3 separate regions of the Homo sapiens genome follow, and all the other regions are linked to region 3. A link is a loop called in an ENCODE intact Hi-C map of the cell type or tissue named here. Cell type or tissue: mammary epithelial cell. All regions are shown on one strand. Region 1 holds the start of SDC1 (syndecan 1). Region 2 overlaps SDC1 (syndecan 1). Region 3 overlaps PUM2 (pumilio RNA binding family member 2).

What was found. A loop is a pair of places that touch in the nucleus more often than their neighbours do. Peaks named below come from ENCODE experiments on the same cell type or tissue, not always from the same donor. Only the 100,000 strongest peaks of a DNase experiment are listed, where the experiment ranks them.
Region 1: it touches region 3 in a loop (6-fold over the local background); 5 of 110 quality-filtered maps call a loop at or near these places.
Region 2: a loop joins it to region 3, with 8 times the contacts of the local background. A loop is called at or near these places in 4 of 110 quality-filtered maps.

The regions. Positions count from the first base shown.
Region 1 is chr2:20,224,451-20,226,950 of GRCh38, reverse strand. SDC1 (syndecan 1) reads left to right here and starts at 1,821. Exons shown (of 5, transcript NM_002997.5): 1 at 1,821-2,149. The coding sequence starts at 2,084. RefSeq lists enhancers at 494-1,173, 1,174-1,853 and silencers at 1,405-1,784, 1,845-2,264, 2,305-2,364, 2,385-2,500. In mammary epithelial cell, CTCF peaks have their summits at 390 (motif pointing left) and 1,474; DNase peaks (open chromatin) are centred at 1,470 and 1,780; H3K4me3 peaks cover 1,573 bases; H3K27ac peaks cover 1,934 bases.
Region 2 is chr2:20,211,772-20,214,271 of GRCh38, reverse strand. The region is part of intron 1 of SDC1 (syndecan 1); the gene reads left to right. LOC124905978 (a long non-coding RNA gene) reads right to left here. Exons shown (of 2, transcript XR_007086241.1): 2 at 445-2,500. Among named protein-coding and RNA genes, the nearest start is that of SDC1, 12 kb to the left of the region's middle. RefSeq lists a silencer at 1-124 and enhancers at 596-685, 1,156-1,215, 1,476-1,655. In mammary epithelial cell, no CTCF peak of the experiment used is centred here; DNase peaks (open chromatin) are centred at 1,021 and 1,611; H3K4me3 peaks cover 209 bases; H3K27ac peaks cover 2,500 bases.
Region 3 is chr2:20,290,041-20,292,540 of GRCh38, reverse strand. It overlaps PUM2 (pumilio RNA binding family member 2), which reads left to right. Exons shown (of 21, transcript NM_015317.5): 10 at 1,751-1,889. It also overlaps the pseudogene LOC100421404. Among named protein-coding and RNA genes, the nearest start is that of PUM2, 60 kb to the left of the region's middle. In mammary epithelial cell, a CTCF peak has its summit at 1,350 (motif pointing right); a DNase peak (open chromatin) is centred at 1,330; H3K27ac peaks cover 483 bases.

The DNA.
Region 1 (2,500 bases), 66 kb after region 3:
AATTGTTTGAACCCGAGAGGTCGAGGCGATTCTCCCTGCCTCAGCCTCCCGAGTAGCTGGGATTATAGGCACCTGCCACCATATCCGGCTAATTTTTGTATTTTTAGTAGAGATGGGGATTCACCGTGTTAGCCAGGCTGGTCGAGAACTCCTGACCTCAGGTGATCTGCCCGCCTCGGCCTCCCAAAGTGCTGGGGTTACAGGCGTGAGCCATCGCGCTTGGCCGTGAGTGACTTTTAAAAAATGAAAAGACTCCATCAAATCCTCCCTGACCCCAGTTTCCTCTGTTGTGAGCAGTAGAGAAAGGTAAGATTCCAAAATTCCTATTTTTCCACCATACTGGGTTGAAGGGATCTGTGGAGCCACCCTCTGGTAGAGGTAGAACCTTCGAAAAGGGCATTTTTAATCCACAGGGACTCCTCGAGCTCGGCTGGACCTCCGTGGTGCCGTGCTGTGAGACCATCCATCACTCAGGCACTCAGCGAGCCCACATCGGCCCCCAAGAACCCTGATGAAGGTCTTCCTGCCCCCTAGACAGACTTGGGGAGACGGACACCCCAAAAGCGAGAGCTCTTTGAGGTCAAACAGGTGCTCAGGAGCAGGGGTACAAGCAGGCCATCATCTTTTAGTGCTGTGAGGAGGAGTGGGGGGATGAGATGGGGACGCAGGAGGCTGCTCGGCTCCAGAGCCTGCTCCACGGTGGAAGGTGGAGGAGAGTCCAGGGTCCCACGGTCAGTCCCTGCGTGGCCCAGGAAGGTTTAATTCTTTTAAAGAGGAACACTGGACACTTCCCGATATTTTCTTGGTCCCCAGCTCAGGCCGACCCAAGTTCTTGCCTTCCGCCTAGGGAAGACAGGGGAGGACGACGCCATCTTTGGTCTCAGGGCCCAGGTGCGAAGGTCGTTTGGCACCATCTCTCCTGCCTGCCAGATGTGGGCAGGGCCCGTCCGGTTCTTCCCCTTTGCTCTCTCGGCCGTTTCCCCTACACCCGCAGGCCTTCCACAGCTTTTTGAACTGAGGCCCAGGGCCTCGCAGGGGATCTCGAAGGAGCAGCAACTGCACGGTGCTCCTCAGATCCGCGTGCCCGAGGTCACCGGGGAACAAAGAAGTTACTTATTTTTCCTTTTAGCTCAGATGAAGAGAGAGGGCGTTGTCTTCCACAGAAAAACGCTGCGAACTCCGCCCCCGTCCCCCTTTTTCTTGCAGCCCTTCCGTGCGGGTGCAGCTGTTTAAACTAAGGCCCCAAGTCTCCAGCACTTTGTGGAGTGCAGGAAGAACGCGAGCGTACGGGAGAATCTGGGCCGGCGGGGCGCAGCGAGCCGCATCGCAGCTGGAGGACAGCCGGGGTGTGTCTGTGTGTGTTTGCCCGTCGGTTGAAGGCCCCATCGCCCCCGGGTCCCCGCCCTGCCCCAGAAAGCGTTCCCCAAGAGAGCTAGGAGTCCTGCGCACCTGGAGCGCGCTCCGCGTCCACGCCCAGAGGGCGCTGCACACTCGCGCCCGAGGACTGCCTGCCCCCCTTCAGCCCCTCTCCCGGGCTGCGCCTCCGCACTCCGGGCCCGGGCAGAAGGGGGTGCGCCTCGGCCCCACCACCCAGGGAGCAGCCGAGCTGAAAGGCCGGGAACCGCGGCTTGCGGGGACCACAGCTCCCGAAAGCGACGTTCGGCCACCGGAGGAGCGGGAGCCAAGCAGGCAAGAACCTTAGGAGCGGGCCGGGGGTGGGGCGTTCCGAAGGGGCCGGGAGGGGTGGCTGGGGGGCGGGGTCCTGGGGGGTGTGGACTGGGGCTGGCCGGGAGACCTGGCGGAGCTGGGGGTGGGGGGCCAGTTTTTGCAACGGCTAAGGAAGGGCCTGTGGGTTTATTATAAGGCGGAGCTCGGCGGGAGAGGTGCGGGCCGAATCCGAGCCGAGCGGAGAGGAATCCGGCAGTAGAGAGCGGACTCCAGCCGGCGGACCCTGCAGCCCTCGCCTGGGACAGCGGCGCGCTGGGCAGGCGCCCAAGAGAGCATCGAGCAGCGGAACCCGCGAAGCCGGCCCGCAGCCGCGACCCGCGCAGCCTGCCGCTCTCCCGCCGCCGGTCCGGGCAGCATGAGGCGCGCGGCGCTCTGGCTCTGGCTGTGCGCGCTGGCGCTGAGCCTGCAGCCGGCCCTGCCGGTGAGTGCGGCCGGCGGCCAGGCGGGGAGGCGGCGGGAAGCCGGGACTGGTCACCCGCGGATGCCGGCGGGTGCACGTGGAGGGGGAGGGGGAGCGAAGACTTCCCTTCTTCCCGCGCTAGCCCAGCGGGTCCCGGGACGGTGAGCCCCGAGACCAGGGCTCCAGCCCCAATTTCCTCCGCTGTCGGTGGGTGCCGCACCGGTCCCGCGCTGGGGAGGGTGGGGGGCCGGGGCCCCGCGCTCAATTATGTAAAACGTCTCCACATCTGTCGGAGCCCGCCAGCCCACAGCGGCGCCCGGGGTCGCCCGTTCCCACCCTCCTCGCCCCGGCCACCGCGGCGGCCGGGCCCCC
Region 2 (2,500 bases), 78 kb after region 3:
GGCTAGCCCATTGTTCTGTACGTGGGAGGAGAAACCGTGTACATCTGTGACTCCAGGAAGAGCAAAGAGAATTTCTTCCTCCTTTCCTGGGTATGGCATTGTTGGCATCCACATTTTGACAAAGGTTAAAAACTTTGCCCTTGACATCTTCCAGCCTCTCTGTTGTAATCCTGTTCCCTCTCCCAGAGCTCCCACCTACCCGCAGTGGCCTAGTTCCAGAGTTAGCCCCTCCCCACCTGGAAGTGATTTATGCTGTAGTGTGAGTGCTGGTACCCTTTAGCCTTCCCAGAGGACTTGTTTTCAAAGGGATATTGTGCAATGACAGGGACACTGATAGGAGAGATTTTGGTAATAAAGTTGGAGCTTGTTCCCCTCCCCCACCTTCACACACAGCTGGAGCCCTGGCCGGCTGCAGGTGTGTCAAAAGTGCAGTTTCTGCCTCTGTGAAACTTGAGGACACTTTATTTAGCAAGTACAAGGGGGAGGATGTCCCTAGAAGTCCATCTGGCAGAGGTGCCCCGGTCCCCAGGTCCGGTGGCTACCCATTCCAGGGGACCTGGTGGGGACTGACAGGGCTGGGCTTCTCAGTAAGGGCCGACTGGGGAAATCTTGGCTGAGATTCTGACCTTGGTGGGCTCTTTAGGGCAGACAGGGCTGGGGGAGGGACAGTGCTTTGGAGGCTTGGCTGCCCCCTCTGTCCCCATAGGGTGCCAGTTGCCCCACGGTCACCTTGATTTAGGATATCTCTGGCATCCTGCCTAAGCCATGACTCCCCTTGGGAAGCTGAGGGTGATGATACCAAGTCAGTGTGATCGAGTGTCCTTGTGGGTCCCTAAGTGGGGGGTGTTTGGCGAGTCTTGGGAGACAGATCCCTTGTTTGGCTCTCGGAGCAGAACTAGGCACTGAGGCTGCAGGGCCTGGGTTGGGTTGCTTTGCTCATCGCCTGCCTGGATGAAACCTTGCCCTGCCTGGCCTGGCCCGGGTTTTGCCAGGGGGGGAAAGCAGAGGAACTGGTCTTCCAGCTCCACGGCTCCACGCCCAGCCCTCAGCTGAGCCTGTTCTGAGACCAGTCCTGGCATGTGGGCTGCTGAGGCAGGCGCCAGCTCTGTGGAAGGGTAGGTATGGGGGTGCTGGGGGCAGCACTGGCTTGGCTTGGGCATCGGAGCTGGCATGAGGCTGCCAGGATCCCTCCTCCTTCAATAAACGCCCCCGGTGTACTGTGAGCAGGCAGTGCGGTGCAGGGCAAAAAGCCCAGGGCTGGGAGGCTCGGCTCTGCGACCTTGACCTCAGGCTTCCCATCTGTAAAGCCCTGACCTCACACTAAATGGAAAATATTACCCGAAAGTAGTCTTGAAGGCCAAATGTGAATGCCGTCCCTCCACCCTGGCCCTGCCCTGGAAGCCCCCAGGACAGTGAGGGGTCCGTCTCCAAGTGGCAGGGTGGGGCTGTGCTTGGGGGTGCCGTCCAGAGTGTCCCCGAAAGGTGCTCCTCCTCTCAGAAGTGCTGCTGGGGACAGCCTCCTCTTCCTGCCCATTTCTGTCTCCCTCCTGCCCTGGGCCGGGCCCATCACTCCCTGCCTGTCATACCCTCGGCAGGCCCCGGCTTGCCTTGTTCTCAGTAGAGAGCCAGTGAGCTGATAAATTGCTGTGCCTGTCACCGGAAATGCTGATGCTGCCTTGAGGCCCCAGTGAGGCCCCTCCTCCTGGGAATGGCTTCAGTGGGGGATTTCGGGTCTGGAGGCCCAGACCCCATCTGCAGCCTCAGCCTGCCTCCCTGGCGGGCTGTGTTTTCCCGGCTCCTGAGTTCGGAAACCAGCCTTAGGAGAGGAGTGATGTGTCTAGCACTTCCTCCACAACCCCGAGGCTGGGGGAGCCCAGTGTCTCCTGGCCTGTGGCCCTGCCCTGCTGCCTACTCCCACGAGTCCCACCATTTTGGCCAAACCTCCGTTGTACAGATGGACAACCTGAGGCAAGGTGTTTCTGGCACCACCCCGTAATTTAGGGACAGAGGCCAGACTGTCACCAGACTATCCCCATGTTGGACCTGGTCATTTTCCCTGGGCCACCCTCTGGTGATCAGTGCTGTGGGTCCCTGAGGAGGGGGCATTTGGAGAGTCTTGGGGGACAGAACCCCTGTCTAGTTCCCAGAGCAGCACCAGGTGCTAAAGCCGCGGGGCCAGCCTGTCAGCCGTAAAGCACTTTAGCGTTATCCACCAAGCCCCTTCTGGCGTCTAGGTGGAGAACAGGTCTAGAGAGAGGCTGAAAGCTGCCCAGGTCCCCAGCACGGGAGCCGCATGGCGGATTCCAGCCCTTTCCCAGAGACCCTTGCTCCTGGGTGCTCGGATATGACCTGCCTGCTCAGTGCTTAGGCCGTTTTCAGTCCAGGCTGAAGGAAAGGGTCACAGGGCTCCCCACAGAGGGAAGGCAGCCACAGATCCACACTGCAGGGCACTGAGGCGTTCGGAAGGCAGTGGGACTGGGAGAGGGTGTTGCAGCTTTTT
Region 3 (2,500 bases):
AATACAAAAACTTAGCCAAGCGTGGTGGCGTGCGCCTGTTGTCCTAGCTACTGGGGAGGCTGAGGTGGGAGAAGCACTTGAATCCAGGAGGTAGAGGTTGCAGTGAGCTGAGATCATGCCATTGCACTCCAGCCTGTGTGATAGAGCGAGACTTCGTCTCAGAAAAAAATCTAATTTTAAAGTCTTAAGATTTTGCCATTCCTCCTACTCCCAAACAAATCTTTGGGGAAAAAAAAAAAAAAAACTACCAACTGTCAGCCATGGGCCTGACGGCGCTAAGCTCTGGGGCTCCGTGCACTGACGTGGGGCCAGCCACAGGGAGGCGGGGATCAAGTAGCGGAGGCCAGGATTTTGGCCACCTCCCGGGCAAGTTGCAGGGCAGTGGCGCCGGGAGCAAAAGCAGCATGATGCAGCTCATGCACCTGGAGTCCTTTTATGAAAAAACCTCCTCCTGGGCTTATCAAGGAAGATGACACTAAGCCAGAAGACTGCATACCAGATGTACCAGGCAATGAACATGCCAGGGAATTTCTGGCTCACACACCAACTAAAGGACTTTGGATGCCACTGGAGAAAGAAGTCAAAGTTAAGCACTTACTTTTCATTGGATTGCTTCATAATTTCTTGGTGATGGAAAATTCATTCCTAAAGCAACAAGATTAAAGGATGCTTGGGTTGGCGTTGCAAACGGTATGGTCACCAAATGGGCGACAAACAATGCCCTTTCTTTATCAAAGGTAACTGAAAGAGCAGTTCAGAGTAGCACATGAAGATCCCATATATGGCAGCATGTGAGGCAATAAAAGACATGAAAAGGATGTAAGGATACAGCAGTTAAAACAGTTATTGGAGGATTCTATCTTGGATGAAGATGGGAGCAGCTCCAGTTCCTCTGAAGTAAAGAGAAACACAAGAAAAAGAAGAGGAAAGAAAAGGAAGAAAGAAAAGAAAAAGAAGAAAAAATGGAAGTACAAATCTTCCAAGTCAAATGAGAGTTCTGACTAAGGGTGACGAGGACTTGACTTGTTCAACATTCTCTTCTCAAGAATTAAACACTGTAGCCAAGGAACAGAGGAATATGCAGTCGGTCGGATAAAGTACCAGAATAGAGACGCCGAGCGAGGAGGATATGTGGGTCACAGCAGTGAGCTCCCACCTGCCTTCCAGTGAAGATGTGACCCCAGGAGAAGTATCTCCTTCCATGTACTAGCTCTGGACAGAGGCTGACTTTAGGCAGGAAAGTTTCTTCGATGTTGTCCTCCCTGCTGGTCACATGAGTTTACCATTCATTCTTTTGAAATGTCTTCCACAAGGTGGCAGGACTGAGGGAATCTCTAAGGCATGTCTTCCAGGCCCTGCCACAGCTTGTGCCTTCCACAGTGTGGACTCAGTTCCAGCAGATGTCAGGCTGGAGTCTTCTCTGTTGTTGAGAATAATAAAAGCTCATTATTATTATTATTATTTTTTAAACTACTTTGTTAAAGAGCACAGATATTAGAAATAGTTTTTAACCAAAGATTTTCTGTAACCTCCATGTTGCTTTATAGATTGTTCTAGCTGTTAAGAGCTAGTGATTGTGTTTTTGATGTTAATGTATTTTGTGATTTTTCATGCTAAATCTACATTTCCTTGCATGTAAATGTTTAAAAAATATCCAAAGGCTGTTTGTAATAAATACACAGTTGTCCAAGATAAATTTACTTATCTATTATTTTATATTGATTTTAAGAAAATCATTTTACCTTTGTAGGTTCTCCGTGCTGGAGCAGGTCAGCGTCCTCTTACTCCCAATCAGGGTCAGCAAGGGCAGCAAGCAGAATCACTTGCGGCAGCTGCAGCAGCAAATCCAACATTGGCTTTTGGTCAGGGTCTTGCTACTGGCATGCCAGGTATACAATTGGTCATTTGTGGAAATTTGAATAGATTTCAGATGTTAAGTGTAGGTACTCACACTGAAGAGTGAAAAAAATCAAACTGTATTTAAAATCTTGCCTACCTTGTAACAAAATATTTAGAACTCAGATGCTAATAATTGAAATCAGTATTGATTGTGAGACTCAACGACAGGAATGGTAAATTGAGACTCAACGACAGGAATGGTAAATATGTATCAGAATTCTCAACACAGCCATTTTTTTATAGCATCTATCTAATCCTAACCCAGAATTTTTAATATATTGCTTCAAGAAGTAAAACAGTTATTGAGAGTTGGTATGCAAGACAATCTATTTGCCACTCCTGCTTTATAAGAATAATCTTTTAGTTAATAGCAGAAGTTTGCCGCTAATGTTTCTTACTTTGAACCCTGTTTAATCTTGTTTAGCCCATTTATAGCGTTTAAAACTATTATTTATAACTTAATAGCAACAGTGTCGATAATGTGTCTTTGAAAGCCTAGTATAAAAAATTACAGTATAAAATTTCTACCCATTGCTACTGTACAACTTTTGGGAAAGGGCAACAAAGTACTTTTTTGTGAAATGATCACTAATAATAATGG